4 separate regions of the Homo sapiens genome follow, and regions 1, 3 and 4 are each linked to region 2. A link is a contact called in ENCODE Hi-C or POLR2A ChIA-PET data. All regions are on one chromosome and are shown on one strand. Each heading gives the region's core, a stretch centred on a gene start or an enhancer-like site at or near the end of the contact. The rest is flanking DNA. Distances are from core to core; before and after follow the strand shown.

Region 1 (3,498 bases), core at 784-3,283, 6.6 Mb after region 2:
CACTTTATGATTCGGAAATTTGGCTGAACAGGGCCATATCAACTTCACTATTTTATCCTTCCTCTGCATCTGAAGTGAGAACAGTGCATTACACTGAAATTCCAATTGGAAACAAAGACAGCACCACTATATTTAAAAGGGCAGAAAACCTATCTTATAGAACACTTCATCGCCTCGATTTCCCAGCCTCCAAAGTTTCAAGTGTTACACTTTCAACACGTTAAAAGCACTCAAATTCCCCATCTTTCAAGGTTCATATCAAAATCATATTCACTAGTTTAAATAGGAATATGCTACCAAATCTCACAACATTGACATTTTAACAAAGAGAATTCACATTAAAAGATAACTGCTTTAAAATGAGTGCTTGTGTTTGGGAAAGCGCTATTATCTTGGTAGTCCACAGAAACTGACTGTAGTAATAAGATGAATGGTGATGAGGGCAAGGAGCATCAAGTGGGAAATGCTATCTAAAATCCCATAGGGCAATTCATAGCTAGAGGGAAGAACAACCTTTCCTAAGATGCATTATTTCCTAGAACTCCATTATTTCATGGAAGCAGTTCAAAGCATGCAAAAAAGCAAAACCATTTTAAAACACCTAGTAAACTGGGCCTCTATCTTTTTTATATTATCATAAGCCCCAGGAGTTTTTGAGAACGTACCTTCTGTCACGGCTGTCTCCCCTTCCCATCCCTTCTTCAACATAGTTGTGTTTAAAAAATATATACCTGTACTTAAAACGCAATCCTACAGCCCAGCCTAGGAGCATTTCAAAATGTCTGTGCTGCTGAGTCTGGCTGTGGTTCCTAATAAATTCACCCCATTAAGTGTGATGTTTTAGGTTGGGCAACATAAACACGCATTTCCTACTTCCATGGATGCACATTTCCTGAAAGCACTGCACCTAAGGATGCTGCCCTGTCCCCCGACGCTCAGGCACTAAACTCTAAGGAGTCACGACCTGCACTCACAGCAGAGCCACACGGTCACCCCAGTGAGAAAGATTATCTGGCCCCAAGCGCCACTCTCTCCGGCCCACTGCATCTCCGGAACTGGCAGAGGAGAGCGAGGGTGAGAAGAGACCATGGGGAGCGACTGACAACAAGGCTGACACTTCCCCGTTTCCAGAAAGCGGCACTTGGGGGACACAAGGGATGTCCCACTAGCGACCGACCTCAGAGCAGGCCCTACGAACCCGTCCACCGATGGACATGGCGCGGCCACCTGGCCCGCCGTCCGGGGCGCCCGCGGCTTTCGCTCTCCCGGCCCGCGCCCTGGAGTGCGGCTCCCGCTCCCGGCCGCCACACGCAGTCTAAACACGCGGCGCTCGCCACCTCCCTGCCCGGGGGTGGGGGCGCCGCGCAGCGCTCGCGCGGACCCACATTTTTGCGGCTCTTGTCACGCACGAGAGAAAAGGCGAGGAGGGCGGAGGGGAGGGAAGACGCGGCAGCGATCCACGGAGACGGCCGGCGCCGGTGGCGTGTGCGCGTGTGCGCGGCGGGGAGGGCGGCCCCGGCGCCCCGCCGACTCCCGCTCCCGCCCCGCGCCCGGCGCCCGCTTACCTGCCGGGGTCGCTCCGAAGACTCGCACCACCGGCACCTTCTTGACAGGGGCCTGGGTGAGGGGGGATTGGCAGGTATCCAGCCCCTGCAGCGGGCTGGCCATGTAGTAGTCTGCAGTCACTATCCTTACTGAAAACATGTTCGCCGCCGCCGCCACTGCCTCCCTTCACTGGCGACCCGGCAGCGGCAGCAGCAGCGGCGGCGGCTCCCTCCGCAGCGGCGGCGGCGCCCCCTCCCCTTCTCGGCACGGCCCCCTCCCCTCACACAGAGGCACCTCGAGGAGCGGCGGGCGGGGCGGTGTAGGCGCTGCTGCCGCCGCCTCCTCAGGAGCACCCGGCAAGGGGCCGCAGGAGAGAAGCCCTCGAGCTTTCGTCGGTGCTGGTGCTGCCGCCACTGCCGCCACCGCCGGGAATCACACGGGCTCCTCGGTCCCAGGCTGCAGCTCTTGTTGCCATGATGATGATGTCACGGACGCAACCACTGGGGGGAGGGGAGAGGGGGGTGTGTGTGGCGAAGGGAGGCTGCGAGTAGTGCGGGGGAGGGGGCTCGGCGGGAAAAGGAGCGAGAGGGCGGGCGCCCGGGCGGGACACGGAGGGCGGGGGCCGAGAAGGGGCTTTCTCCCCCTCCCCGGGCACGCGGCGAGGGAGGCGGCCGGCGGCCGGCAGCGCCCGCGCGGGATCGATGACTCGGCTGGCGGGCACGGTCACCTGGGTGAGGGGCAGCGGAAGGGGCGGCGGAGCACCGATCTCATGGATGGGCTCCGAGGGGCTTGCGGGAGGGGGGCGCCAGTGTTCGGGGCCGTTTTGGCGGCTATGCAGGATTGGCAGGAGCTGCGATGCTCACACTTGCCTCGCCGACCGCCATTTCACATCCAGCAGAGGAGGCGGGGGCAGCCGCTGAGACGGTTTTTCACAAGGTAAGAAAATCCGCCCGCGTGAGGAGGGAGGCGAGGCGCAGATCTCGTGCCGCTGCGGCCTCGCGGGAGGGAAGGGCGGGCGGGCGGCGGAACGGGCGGGGCCGGGTGCGGACGCAGCCGGCCCTTCTCAGGTAACGCCGCGGCTCCGCGCGTGGCCCGGGGGCGGTGCGAAGGGTGGGGGCGCGCGGGCGCGGGCTTCGGCCTATAAAAGGGCCGCCCTGGCGTTCCCCCTTCCCGAACGTGCCGCGCGAGCCGCGGTGCCCCCTCCTCTTTGCTGCTGCAGTGTCTGCGCCGGGCCATTTAATGAGATTTATTCACGCACGGCTCTTCTCAGCTTTGCGAGGGGTTGGCAGATCCAGTGCACAGGGATTTCCCACTACCGTGTTTTTCTCCCGCCCCCTTCCTTCCCTCTCGTCCTAATACATCCTTCGTTGGTTTCCTCGGCCCCGCAGGCTGCGTCCCGGGCACGCGCAAGTACATGTAAGGACTTGTCAGCTGCCGGTGACCTCCCTCCTCCCTCGTCGCTCCTCCCCCAGCGGAATGTAGGATTAACAGTCTTTCCGAGAAAATTTTGGCCAAAGAAAAAGGCCTGTGAAAGTCACCGCGTTAGACGTGGCCTCCTCGTGTTTTTCACTAACACGTTATGGAAGGTTTTACTACCCGAAGGCATAAAAGCACCACCGTGGGGAAGGGCCGTTTTGAATAAACAACTTTATTCAAAAATCGAGAGGGGGTGAAGCGATGCAGTTAGGGAATTTTTGTTTTAAAGAGTAGTAACATGCAGCTGGCTTGGCTATTAAATTGGAAACAAGGGGTTCCTCTCTGACTTGGCCACTGATATTGGGCGTGACCTTGGACAAATAATTTTGTTTCTTTGGGCTCAGTTTCTACATATGTAAAACGGGAAGGTTTCTCTTAAAAACTAATCCTGAAGGGTTTCTTCTCAACAAAAAGATGCAAGCTGTAGGAGGCAGAAAGCGTGGGTTCAAGTTCGAAATTTGCCCCTGAATTAGGACC
Region 2 (3,652 bases), core at 501-3,000:
AGTCTTCTAAATCACATTTATGTAAAAAATATCGGGATTCAAACTAGACAATATAAATTATACATGTAGTCTTCATAAAGCTATACCAATAATTCGACTACGAAAAATAAGTAAGAGTAGCACTTAAGAAATGGATTCAAAGGTGGAAGTTGGAAAGAAAATATAGAAAAAGTTGAAGCTAGAATCTAGTTACCAAAATCTGAATTCTAAATAGAGACTAGAGACCATTTTTTCAAGAAGATTATCCCCAGGCCAGGCGCGGTGGCTCACATCTGTAATCCCAACACTTTGGGGGGAGCAGGGTGCGGATCACTTGAGCCCAGGAGTTCAAGACCAGCCTGGGGAACATAGTGAGACCTCATCTCTATAAAAGAAAGGAAAGAAAATTATCGCCAAAGTACCCAATCCCACATTTCTTTCATGACCGTCTGCCAAGGTCTCCTTCCCTATCCTACAAACCACCCAGCAGCAATTCAAAGAGAGTTTTGAAAAAGTAAGATAAACTACTACAATTAAGAAAAAAGCTATTCACCAGCTACAACCTCCTCCCAACCCTTCTCTCACTTGGGCATAAAGAGCCAAAAGCTTCTTAGAAGCAGCACTGCTGTCTCCCATCACCACTAAAATGTCTGAATTCCTGACGCTGCAAACAAAACTGCTTATTTTCTCTCCTTGTTATTAGCAGAGTTTTACCTGTCCTGAGGGAACCCTGGCACGCTGAACTAAAAGTCCTGATCCTCAGGGACCATGCCTTATTCCTCTTTGCAGATGCGTCCTAGTTACCAGCTAGCCCACTCAATACTAGTCTGATGAATAAATGAAGAATGAAGGCAGGCATGCATATTAAAGAAAAATATATTGTGTTTACCCATACAGTACTTTAAGAGTACCTGTTTGATGTTTGACAACCCTTTGTTTGCCTGTTATCAAAACAAGGCAGTGCCCCACATTTTAAAAAATAACAAAAATAAAAGCCCGCCTGGCCCCCCGATGCAGCTTAAAGTAAACAGTATCTTTGGATCATCTCTATCCCCAGCTACTGTTAAATGACCCGCAATTATGATGTTTTCTGACTCCGGGTCTCGGGCCTCCGGCTGGTATTCCTGCCCCTTTGCCAAGACCCCTAATCGACAGACGTTGCGAGACCTTTGTCTCGCTCCTCCCAGCAGCGGAACCCCCACCAACCCAGTTTCCTCCCGAAAACTCCCACCTGCCGGGGTGGGAGCGTCGGGCCAGGGGAGTTCGGGGCCCGGGGCCGCCTCTCAGCTCTGGAAAGTAAAAGTGGGCGTTTTCTCAGCTTTCAGTTAGTTTTTCCACCCGACCTTGACGCGGCCGGAGCTCCTGCCCCACTGGCCGCCCCCAGCCCCGCGGCCAGCCTGGCCCCGCGACCCGGCTCACCCTCGGGCAACTCCACGGTGCGCGCGCGGCGCAGCGAGCGCGTCAGGCGGTTGAGTTGCTCCATCGCTCTCTCCATCCTCGGCGCGCCCTCCGCGATCCTCCGCGATCAGCCGCCCCACCGGCGGCCTCCGCGCCCAGAGCCCTACATCTCGCCTGGGCCCGTCCAGCAGGCGGAGACGCGGGCTTGCCCCGGCTAGAGCACTGAGCTGCGAGGGCTGCCTGGGGCCACGTCCTGCGTCCGGGGGCCGGGCTGCTGCCGGACCGACCACCTACAGTACACCCGCCGCCGCCTCTGCTCGCGCCTTTCCTGCAGCCCCCGCCGCCGCGTCCCTCCCGGGCTCGCGTGGCCTTCTGGGAACTGTAGTTTCCAGCTGGCAGAACGGAGCGCCCTGGGCGGAGTCACGTTGGGGGCGCCCAGGCCACGCCAACGCGGGCGCAGGGCTGAGTATGCGGGAAGCCACGCAGCGACTGGGCGTACTCCTAAGCTTCTGGAAAGGCATTCTCACGCCCTGCTCCTCCTACCCTCCTCCAAAGTTGTACAGGAGCAGTTTCCTCCAATTCTATAACTTTACTATAAAACAGATTAGAAATTGGCACAATTGTTCTTAAATCCGTCACCACCTTTCTAGTACTGTATTAGTGCCTTTGTTTCAGGTACCCTACATGAACTGTTTTAAGTATGGTATTTTCATATGTCAAACTTAAAGAGTAATAAAATCAAACAAATCCAAAAGCATATTGTGCTTTTGTCTTCATTGTAAATAACTTGACAATAGCTTAATTAGTTGTTTTTCCTGCCGGGCGGCTTTATGAGGGCAGGGACATTTAATCTTGAACTGTGTTGTATCCCTGTACTTAACAAGGCACCTAGCACAAAGTTAAAGCTCTGGGGAAGATATGAATGATGACAACCTGAAAAAATTTTTTCATTTATTTGGTACAATGCTAAAGTGTCTATGTGATGACACAGCCTAGTGGGAAATCCAAAGGATTTGACTTTGTAAGTTACAAAAAATTTGGATACCTACATTGTGGAAGAAATGAACTCAGTGGCGAAAAATCATATTCATAAGCTCTGCACAGAAGTTGAACACTTGAAACAACAGAAGTTGGAACTTCAAAAAATTAACCCAATCAAAGGGGTAAATGTGAGCCTGGCTAACACCAATATATCTTGGATATATTACCAGTGCCAAGATGATGCTGGAGTGAGGGAGAAACAAAAGGCTTGTCTTTTTCAGCTTCTCTTCCTCAAAGAGACAAAGCTGTTCCTGAAATGAATGGGCACATGTACGTTGATGATGTATGTTGGCTGGCCAAGTGAAAGAGAGTCTCACCTGCCCATTCAGGATATGAAGGGGCAGATGGTGGTTGGCATGTGTTTTCCCTGCCAGTGCCGTCCTAAATCAGTTCCAGCTAGTGACCATTTGTGCCAGTGGTGCCACAGGCACGGGGAAGACCTCTGTAATCTTCACCTAATCAGATGATACCTAAACCAGTCTGGCAACAAGGTGGTAGAGGTCAAAGTTTCAAAAGAATACCAGAGGCTGGGCGCAGTGGCTCATGCCTGTAATCCCAGCACTTTGTGAGGCCAAGGCAGGCGGATCACTTGAGGTCAGGAGTTTGAGACCAGCCTGGCCAACATGGTAAAACCCTGTCTCTACTAAAAATATGTATATACAAAAATTAGCCGGGCGTGGTGGTGTGCCTCTGAAATCCCAGCTACTCGGGAGGCTTAGGCAGGAGAATCGCTTGAACCCGAGAGACAGAGGCTGCAGTGAGCTGAGATCCTGCCATTGCACTCCAGCCTGGGTGACAGAGCGAGACCCTGTCTCAAAAAAAAAGGAAAGGAAGAAAGAAATACCAGACGTTATGGACCAGTCTAGCCCAGGCTCAACCATTTGCAACCTGGCTTCAACTAAAAATGTTCCAGTCTTGCTTGGCCTCTTATGCTATTCAAAAAGTCAGGATTCCCACTGCTGTACAGAAGTTGGCCCCTCAGCTTCTCTCAGCTGCTGTTATCACCATTGCTCTCTAGGCTGTTGCTCCATATAAATTACCTCCAACGTCCTGTGAGGACCAAGCCTGGAGTTTGTGGGCAGGGGTAGGAGCCCCCAGCAGCCTCCATGGTGGGCATTGCATCTCATGCTGGTCACTGTTCACCACAGGAGCAGAAGATAATGGAACAGGTAATGCTGATGTGAATTGTCAGTTCCAAATTCTGCAATATGATGCCGTCTCCCAATAGCTCTGC
Region 3 (3,619 bases), core at 263-2,762, 6.0 Mb after region 2:
AGAATCGCTTGAACCCAGGAGGCAGAGGTTGCAGTGAGCCGAGATCACGCCACTGAACTCCAGCCTGGGCAACAGAGCGAGACTCCGTCTCAGACAAACAAAACAAAGCAAGAGTAGTTTATGTACCTAGCTCACAACATAGCTTCTTTCAACAGGTTTCACGGAGACACGTGAACCACGTTCTTGTAAGACAAGAGCTATTCTACAGGGTATCTAGAGTGCAAACCCAAACCATGTCTTTTTCAGTGGATTTTTCATGTTGACATCATCTTATTTCACTTTGGGGAAAGTTTTTTTCTAAGGATGATAGCGAAAAGTCCTTTTGTCTTGTGACAATAGCAATTTTTATGTCAGCTTGGGTTTTTTTCCTCCCATATTCCCAAGTAAAAGTAATAACTTTGTTACCAGTTTTGCCATCTGAGGTTAAACTGTTTGACCATGGCTTGACGACTATTTTATACTTAACACTTATAAAATATTAGACTGATAGTTATTTAAGTTACCACCAGTGATAGCTCTGGAATCCCTGTTTTATTAATTTCCAGGTAAATCCTTCTTAAGCACATGGGAAGATAGCACTGTAAATTTTGGGGGGTAAGGAGAACCTCCATCAATTAATACATCAGCTTGATAAAATTCAAAGAAAAACATGATCAAATAAGTTCAGATTATATTTAACACATTCAGTTTCTAGAAGTAGTTTTGCTGAATAAATTCCCACCAGTTGAGCTAATGGAGCAACGGAGCTGCCAGTGCTTCCCGGAGGCTGCTGTGCTCAGCCAATTCGGAGGCATGGCGAGCCACACGGTGGGAGGTGGGTAAAGCCGGGGCCCTCCAAGGCTGGGCGCCACGTTGCTTTTCTCTTCTGAAATAGGAAGACAATGCTTCTGGCTATTGTATAAACCAGCCGAGGACTGCTTTCATTCGCACATCAGCCAAGGCGTGAGCAGAATTAAAGCGCCTTCTAATTCGACCCCTGGCAACGTGCGCGTCACGGACAAATGTTTAGTTTTAACGCCTGGCTGCGTTCGCCTTGGGAAAACACACTTTTAAGAATGGCCAAGTACCTCAGCAGTCGCGGTGAACTGCACAAGATCAAAACCACCACGCCAACCCAGCGCTGGCCACCGTCCCCGCTGAACCCCGCCAACACCCCTAAGGACCCACCCATGTTTTCTGCTAATCATTTTTTTTTTCTAAACAGCTCTGCACAGCCTTTCCTCATTCCGTTCCCGCTCTCCCCACCCACTCTGCGTTCGATCCGAGGTTTCTAGTCCCCAGCTGGACATCACAGCACCAACTCCCACTCAGGAGCCGGCCAGAGCCCGAGCCGCAGCGCAGTGGGCAGCTCCCCGCGCTCTCCGCCAGGCCCTCGGCCAGCCAGCCGCCACTCGGCCGCGAGTGATTGACAGGCGGCAGCAGCTATAGGCCGTGGAGGTGGGACGATGCGTCACTTCCTGGTCTTTTGGGGGGAGCCGGGATATATAAGGGCGGTGCTCACGCAGCGCTCTCGCTTACACAGTATGGCCGGCGACATTAGCTAGCGCTCGCTCTACTCTCTCTAACGGGAAAGCAGCGGAATACAAGAGACTGAACTGTATCTGCCTCTATTTCCAAAAGACTCACGTTCAACTTTCGCTCACACAAAGCCGGGAAAATTTTATTAGTCCTTTTTTTAAAAAAAGTTAATATAAAATTATAGCAAAAAAAAAAAGGAACCTGAACTTTAGTAACACAGCTGGAACAATCCGCAGCGGCGGCGGCAGCGGCGGGAGAAGAGGTTTAATTTAGTTGATTTTCTGTGGTTGTTGGTTGTTCGCTAGTCTCACGGTGATGGAAGCTGCACATTTTTTCGAAGGGACCGAGAAGCTGCTGGAGGTTTGGTTCTCCCGGCAGCAGCCCGACGCAAACCAAGGATCTGGGGATCTTCGCACTATCCCAAGGTGGGTCCCCGGGGCGCTCGCTGACATCCGGGCCTGGGGGCTGTCGCCGCCGCCGAGGCACCAGCCACGGGTGGAGCCCGAGTTCCCTCAGCTTTCAGTTGGGGGCAAGTCTGCGGCCTGGGGTCGCTTCGGCGGCCTTGGAAGGTGCGCGGTTTGGGGGAGAGCGGCCATGTCCACGCGGGCCGGAGCCGGCTTCTCCCGCCGTGGTTGCCGCGCCTGGCATTGCCCTGGGGGAGGGGAGGAGGCCGGCGCGGCCGCGTGCTCAGGTAACGTCCCGCGCTGGGCGGCGGGCGGCGCGGCCCGGGGTGGTTTTGCGGCCCGCGCCTCCCGACATTTCCCTCCGTAGTAGTTGGCGGCAGGGGCCCCAGGTGGGGGTCGGGGGCGCCTGCGCGGGTTGCCTCCGGCAGGTGTGGCTCGGCGGGCTTAGTCAGGCGCTAATTCGGGCGTGCCGGCTTCGGGGAATGGAGGGCGGGAGCGGCGCTTGTTCTTGCCTCGGGCGCGGATAGGAGGGGCCCTCCCGGCCTTGTCTGAGGGGCTGGCGAAGAGGCCTCCCACCCGCGGCGGCCGCGGGCAGCATGTGGCGTTCGGGCGGCGGGGATTGGGCGGGAGCAGTTATGTCGCAGTGGCGGGGCCCCACCGCTCCCCTAACATGCTCTGCGCCAGAGCCTTTTCGGGGCGGCTGGGCAGACGGCGCAGTCCCCGGGGCCGCCCTCGACACGGCCGCTGAGGCCGCTGGGGGCTGCTCCCCAATCTCTTGACCTTGGGTTGTGTAACCTGCTACGGAGCCGGCGGAGCGGGGCGGGAGAGGTGCGGGTGGAGGGAGGCCCGCCTGCCCCAGGACATAATGCCTCTAATGCCTTAAGCTTGAGCAAAGGAATCTGGGGCCCACTCCCACTGCGGGCCGTCACGCGAGAGATACTTGGGCTGACCGCGCCGAAGAGGCGTTTTAGTTGGTATTGCTGTGGAAATCCATGCTTATATAAAAGCCCAGAGATCCCGTGGATGCTTAGGCCTTGTTCCTGGCGGCGGTCGCACCGGTGGCCACCAATGGCCTTCCTAGGCCCTGCCACCGGATCCCTGGCTCCTCTGCGCACGAGTGCGGCTAGGGTGGCGGTGCAGCGGAGTAACTGGCGTGGCCAGCTTCATTGAGAGGCGGCGACCAATGGGCTCCTGGGCCGCACTCAGAGCCTGGCCCCAGGGTGTGGACCAATGGGCGTTTTAGGAGTGTTAGCTGTTCTTGGAGCTGTCCCTTGACAAAAAGCAACTGGAAAAGGGAATCCAGGCAGACACGTGCTACCGAGACTTTAAGGCACGACGGGAAACCCGGTTTCTAGCAGTGTATCTTGAACGATTCCATTGTAGAAAAAAATACTAGTCATAGCTAAAATGTCACACGTCTCATTTTTTTCAAGCTTCGTGTGACACTTAAAATGTCTATAGCGCTTACTACGTGCCAGGCTCACGTGAGATTATAGGAAGCGGACTTTGGTCATGGAGAAGCTTAGTATTTCCTTCATTTCACAGATGAGAAAGATGGTATTTGTGATAGACGTTTGGTAAAACGATTGTGATCAGGATAATTAACCTAGAAAATCTTGGCAAGAACCTAGAAAATCTTGGGTAAGAACAGTCCTAGAAAACGAATAACAGAAGTTGTCACTTTGGCTTTTTAAATG
Region 4 (3,461 bases), core at 788-3,287, 5.3 Mb after region 2:
GAAAAATGAATGTTACCTACCATGCAAATTTAAATTTAAGAACATTAGACGGATTGAATAACCAATAAGTCAATTACATCAATTAGTGAACAGAAAAAAGACCTTAGCTAATCGTGAATCTAACACCAAAGAAAAAATTTAAGTCGAATCCACCGCACATCTTATTACATAGAAAAGGAAATGATTAGAGTAAGTCGTATTTAAGTACCTAGTCTAGCTGGGGATCAATTAATTAATCGGTTATAGGGCAGGACGTGAATGTTGAGATCGGATGTGCTTTCTTTCATCGTTATTCCAGTTCATCATCCGCAAGTGCAAGAGAAGGTGTCAGAGTACCGAAGCTAGGGGGCATGCTGTAGCAAGGGGAAAAGAAAAATGGGAAAGGTGCAATGGATGCTGCATAGTTGAATAATTATCTGGGTGGCACAATGGGCGAGTCCTGCCGACATGAGCGCTGAGTGAGCGGCTCCGTAACTCTGCCCAAGGCAGCCCCCATGAACAGGCACCAGAAGCGACAGCACCGCTTCGCCTCCCCTTCCAACGAAGAAAAGGATGCCCGCACTCGCTTTACCGTTATGTTTTCAGACACCGACTCGCGGAGCAAACACGCAAACGCACGAGCTCGCTTTACCGAGCCTCGCGCACGTAGGGCGAGCAGGGGATTCTCTGTCGCCCGGGGCTACCGCCTCCCCCGGAAAGAGGCACGGGGCGGACCGCGGGCGCGGGTGGGCAGGGAAGCCCGGGCGGTGGCACCTCAGGTGACACCCACAGTCTCTCCAGCGAGAGCAGCCCCGGGGCGGTCCCTGCAGCCAAGCCCCAGGCGCGCCCGCCGCCGTCTCCCTCGGCACCCAGCCCCGCTGGCGGGTGGGCGGTGGGCGCTCGGAAAACCCGCGGATGGGGGTGGGGGCCGGGGCGGGGAAGGCGCGCCCATCCATCCCCGTCACCTTTGCGGGCCACACACCACTCGGTCTGCTCCGGCCAGTAAGGAAGAGTTCCTCTCCCAACACCCCCTCCCCGAAAAAAGCAATTCCTCAGGGACTCGCGCTCACCGTGAAATCTTGGGGGCTCACGCCTTACCCCTTCTTCATGCTTCGGCAGCGGTCGCCGGTCCCCCTCGGCTCGCGGGACTCCGCCTAGAGCCCCCAGGAGGGTCGGGCTCTGGGGCGGAACCCGCTCAGGGCAGCGGCCCAGGCGCCAGGCCACAGGGAACGCCGCCTGGGGCGCCAACCCGCCGCCGGACCCACCGTGTGCTCGACGCGCGAGTGAACAACACCGCGAGCTGCCGTTCCCCCCGCCCCCTCCCCGCGCGAGACGCTCCACAACCGGGCGCAGGGACCCGCGCCAGAAGCAGGGGGGACCGCGAGACTCTTTCCGCCTATGGTCCCATCCTTGCCCCCCGCCCCAGGAGCTATTCCTGGCCAGTCAGAGGTCTCAAAACTTCAGATTCTCACTTTCCTCTTCAGCCTCCAGTGCCCAGGTGCAGCCGAGGTGGGAAATCCAGCCTCCGCCCACTCCCCCATTAGTGGGGCCGAAGCTCGCTCTTCCCCCCTTTCCTGAGGTTCTGTGGTATTGCCCAATCCTCAGTTTGGGGGAGGGGGACGAAGAGAACACTGCTTGGCTAGGGAATGAGGGAAGATGATAGCCAATTGAATGGAACATCCATTCGGGGGCGGGGTCAAAGGGGGACACGCCCCCGTTCCGCCCCCTCGTTGCAAACTACACTTCCCATTGTGCCCTCTCGCGCTTCCTGCCGCGCTGCACGCTGGGAGTGCAGGACCGCGAGGCCTCAAGGTATTTTGGAACTCATATTCTTTAGTCAACTAGGTCCTAAATGTTATAAACTATTATAATTCTCCCTTTTTCCCTAGATAAACTTTTTTAAGCTCTCAGCTCGACAGTAGTTATTCTAATAATAATTAGCTTATTGTTTCAAAATGTAAGACATTATTTCTTAGCAAAGAAAGTTAATGATGTGTTCCATTGCAATCTGTCAGGACCTGGGAGCCTCTTCTTCTTCCGCCCTGGCAGGGTCTCCGCAGAAGATTTGTTGCCGTCATGTCGGCTGCGATTGCAGCTCTGGCCGCTTCCTATGGTTCGGGTTCAGGGTCCGAATCGGACTCGGACAGTGAGAGCAGTCGGTGTCCGCTGCCAGCCGCCGACTCCCTCATGCACTTGACTAAATCGCCTTCATCAAAGCCGTCTCTAGCAGTGGCAGTGGACTCGGCTCCGGAGGTGGCAGTTAAGGTAAGCACTTTTGCTACTAATGCAGTGTGGGAATTGTTGGCTTCAGCTCCAGAACTGCCAGCCGCTTGTTAGGTACCGGGTTACCTCTTTCTCAGTGCTCAGAGATAAGTTGCTAACGTTTGAATTTCTTCTCCTTCCCACATGCATCCTCGGGAGAGGCAGAATTGGAAGTTCGGAATAGCCCTCCGATGCTCTCTGCCCTTGCCTCCCGCCATCAGAAAGCAAGTGGAAGGAGGGGATGAAATTTGAATTTGTGGATTAGGGACATAGCCTGGAAAGTGCAGGTGTAATCTCGGAACATAAGTGAAATTAGATCAGGACTTCCCAAACTAGAGTATTGTGTGAGCAGTGGCCTCGATTTGTCTTATTTTTGAAGAACTAGGTTCTAATCCTGGCACCACCACTTGTGTGAACTTGGACAAGTTATGCAGCCTCCTTTCTTTCCTCACCTGTACAGTGGAGATCATTTTCAAAACATCTGTCTACATGAAAAGATGAGTGTGAAAATTGAGTGAAATTACACAAATAAAGCATATAGCACAGAGCCAACTAGTGAGAGTGCAGTAAATGTTTTATGATTGTGTGTGTTAATACAGTGAGAAAAAGGCCTTGGATTTGAGAAACAGCTGCATGATCTCAATGGAGGAAGCTGATTAATAAGGCAAGAGTTTCCAGGCAGAGGTGACAGGCAAGCCTGAGAACGCAAAGAGCCTAGTGGGTTTGAAGAACTGAGGAAAAGCTGATGTGTCTGGAGCCTGATGAGAGCATCTACCAATTGGTAGTGTAGGCCCAGTAGAGCCCGAGGTAGGTGATCAGCTCAAGATGTGAAGAGGGGAGGCGGTGTCCAAAAATTCCTTTGTATCATGTCCCCAAGTCTAGTTTAATGACTTAAGAAGTGTTTTACAGGTTTTTAACAAGCTGTATGTGAATTTTACTTTTTAAAAATGGACATCTGTCATGAAAGAATGCTTAGAATCCTCCTAACTTCCTATCAAAACAAAACTTTCCAAACTTAAGCCCCTCCAGTAACCTCCTGAGTCTTCTCCTTTCACAGCTCAGCTTTTTGGAGCTCTCTTTTTGTCTTCGTCTCATTTTCTCCTCAACCCAATGCAGTCTGGCCCTATCCTCTTGGGAAACTACTGTCTGTGAGTGATGTCCCAGGCCTTCCAGTTGTCAAGTTCAGCCATCTGACTTAAATGTCTGCATCAAATGACACT

Evidence for each region. Hi-C counts contacts between places; a loop is a spot of excess contacts on that map. ChIA-PET counts read pairs that join two places held with the same protein, here RNA polymerase II (POLR2A). Pooled maps may share reads with other maps.
Region 1: a loop to region 2 is called in a map of naive thymus-derived CD4-positive, alpha-beta T cell, with 20 times the contacts of the local background. The contact joins the promoter of REV3L here to the promoter of HACE1 in region 2. A Hi-C loop is called at or near these places in 1 of 168 maps with a recorded cell type or tissue (naive thymus-derived CD4-positive, alpha-beta T cell), 1 of 37 single-sample maps with no recorded cell type and 4 of 50 pooled maps.
Region 3: a loop to region 2 is called in a map of CD8-positive, alpha-beta T cell, with 14 times the contacts of the local background. The contact joins the promoter of AMD1 here to the promoter of HACE1 in region 2. A Hi-C loop is called at or near these places in 1 of 168 maps with a recorded cell type or tissue (CD8-positive, alpha-beta T cell) and 2 of 50 pooled maps. POLR2A ChIA-PET finds 5 or more read pairs at or near these places in 1 of 52 experiments (activated T-cell).
Region 4: a map of CD4-positive, alpha-beta T cell shows a loop between it and region 2 (6-fold over the local background). The contact joins the promoter of CDC40 here to the promoter of HACE1 in region 2. A Hi-C loop is called at or near these places in 2 of 168 maps with a recorded cell type or tissue (CD4-positive, alpha-beta T cell and naive thymus-derived CD4-positive, alpha-beta T cell) and 9 of 50 pooled maps.

Annotation. Positions count from the first base shown.
Region 1 is chr6:111,481,185-111,484,682 of GRCh38, forward strand. REV3L (REV3 like, DNA directed polymerase zeta catalytic subunit) reads right to left here and starts at 2,034. Exons shown (of 32, transcript NM_001372078.1): 1 at 1,566-2,034. The coding sequence starts at 1,704. It also overlaps TRAF3IP2-AS1. RefSeq lists enhancers at 921-980, 2,821-3,180 and silencers at 1,351-1,430, 1,491-1,560, 1,621-1,920, 2,091-2,320, 2,361-2,750.
Region 2 is chr6:104,858,169-104,861,820 of GRCh38, forward strand. It overlaps HACE1 (HECT domain and ankyrin repeat containing E3 ubiquitin protein ligase 1), which reads right to left and starts at 1,751. Exons shown (of 24, transcript NM_020771.4): 1 at 1,399-1,751. The coding sequence starts at 1,474. It also overlaps the pseudogene LOC100422315. RefSeq lists a silencer at 1,180-1,809 and enhancers at 1,432-1,931, 1,546-1,840.
Region 3 is chr6:110,873,273-110,876,891 of GRCh38, forward strand. AMD1 (adenosylmethionine decarboxylase 1) reads left to right here and starts at 1,513. Exons shown (of 9, transcript NM_001634.6): 1 at 1,513-1,943. The coding sequence starts at 1,834. RefSeq lists enhancers at 1,935-2,650, 2,651-3,365 and silencers at 2,088-2,337, 2,398-2,467, 2,498-2,687.
Region 4 is chr6:110,178,390-110,181,850 of GRCh38, forward strand. CDC40 (cell division cycle 40) reads left to right here and starts at 2,038. Exons shown (of 15, transcript NM_015891.3): 1 at 2,038-2,244. The coding sequence starts at 2,056. WASF1 (WASP family member 1) reads right to left here and starts at 1,281. Exons shown (of 11, transcript NM_003931.3): 1 at 1,050-1,281; 2 at 209-353. RefSeq lists silencers at 641-960, 1,201-1,310.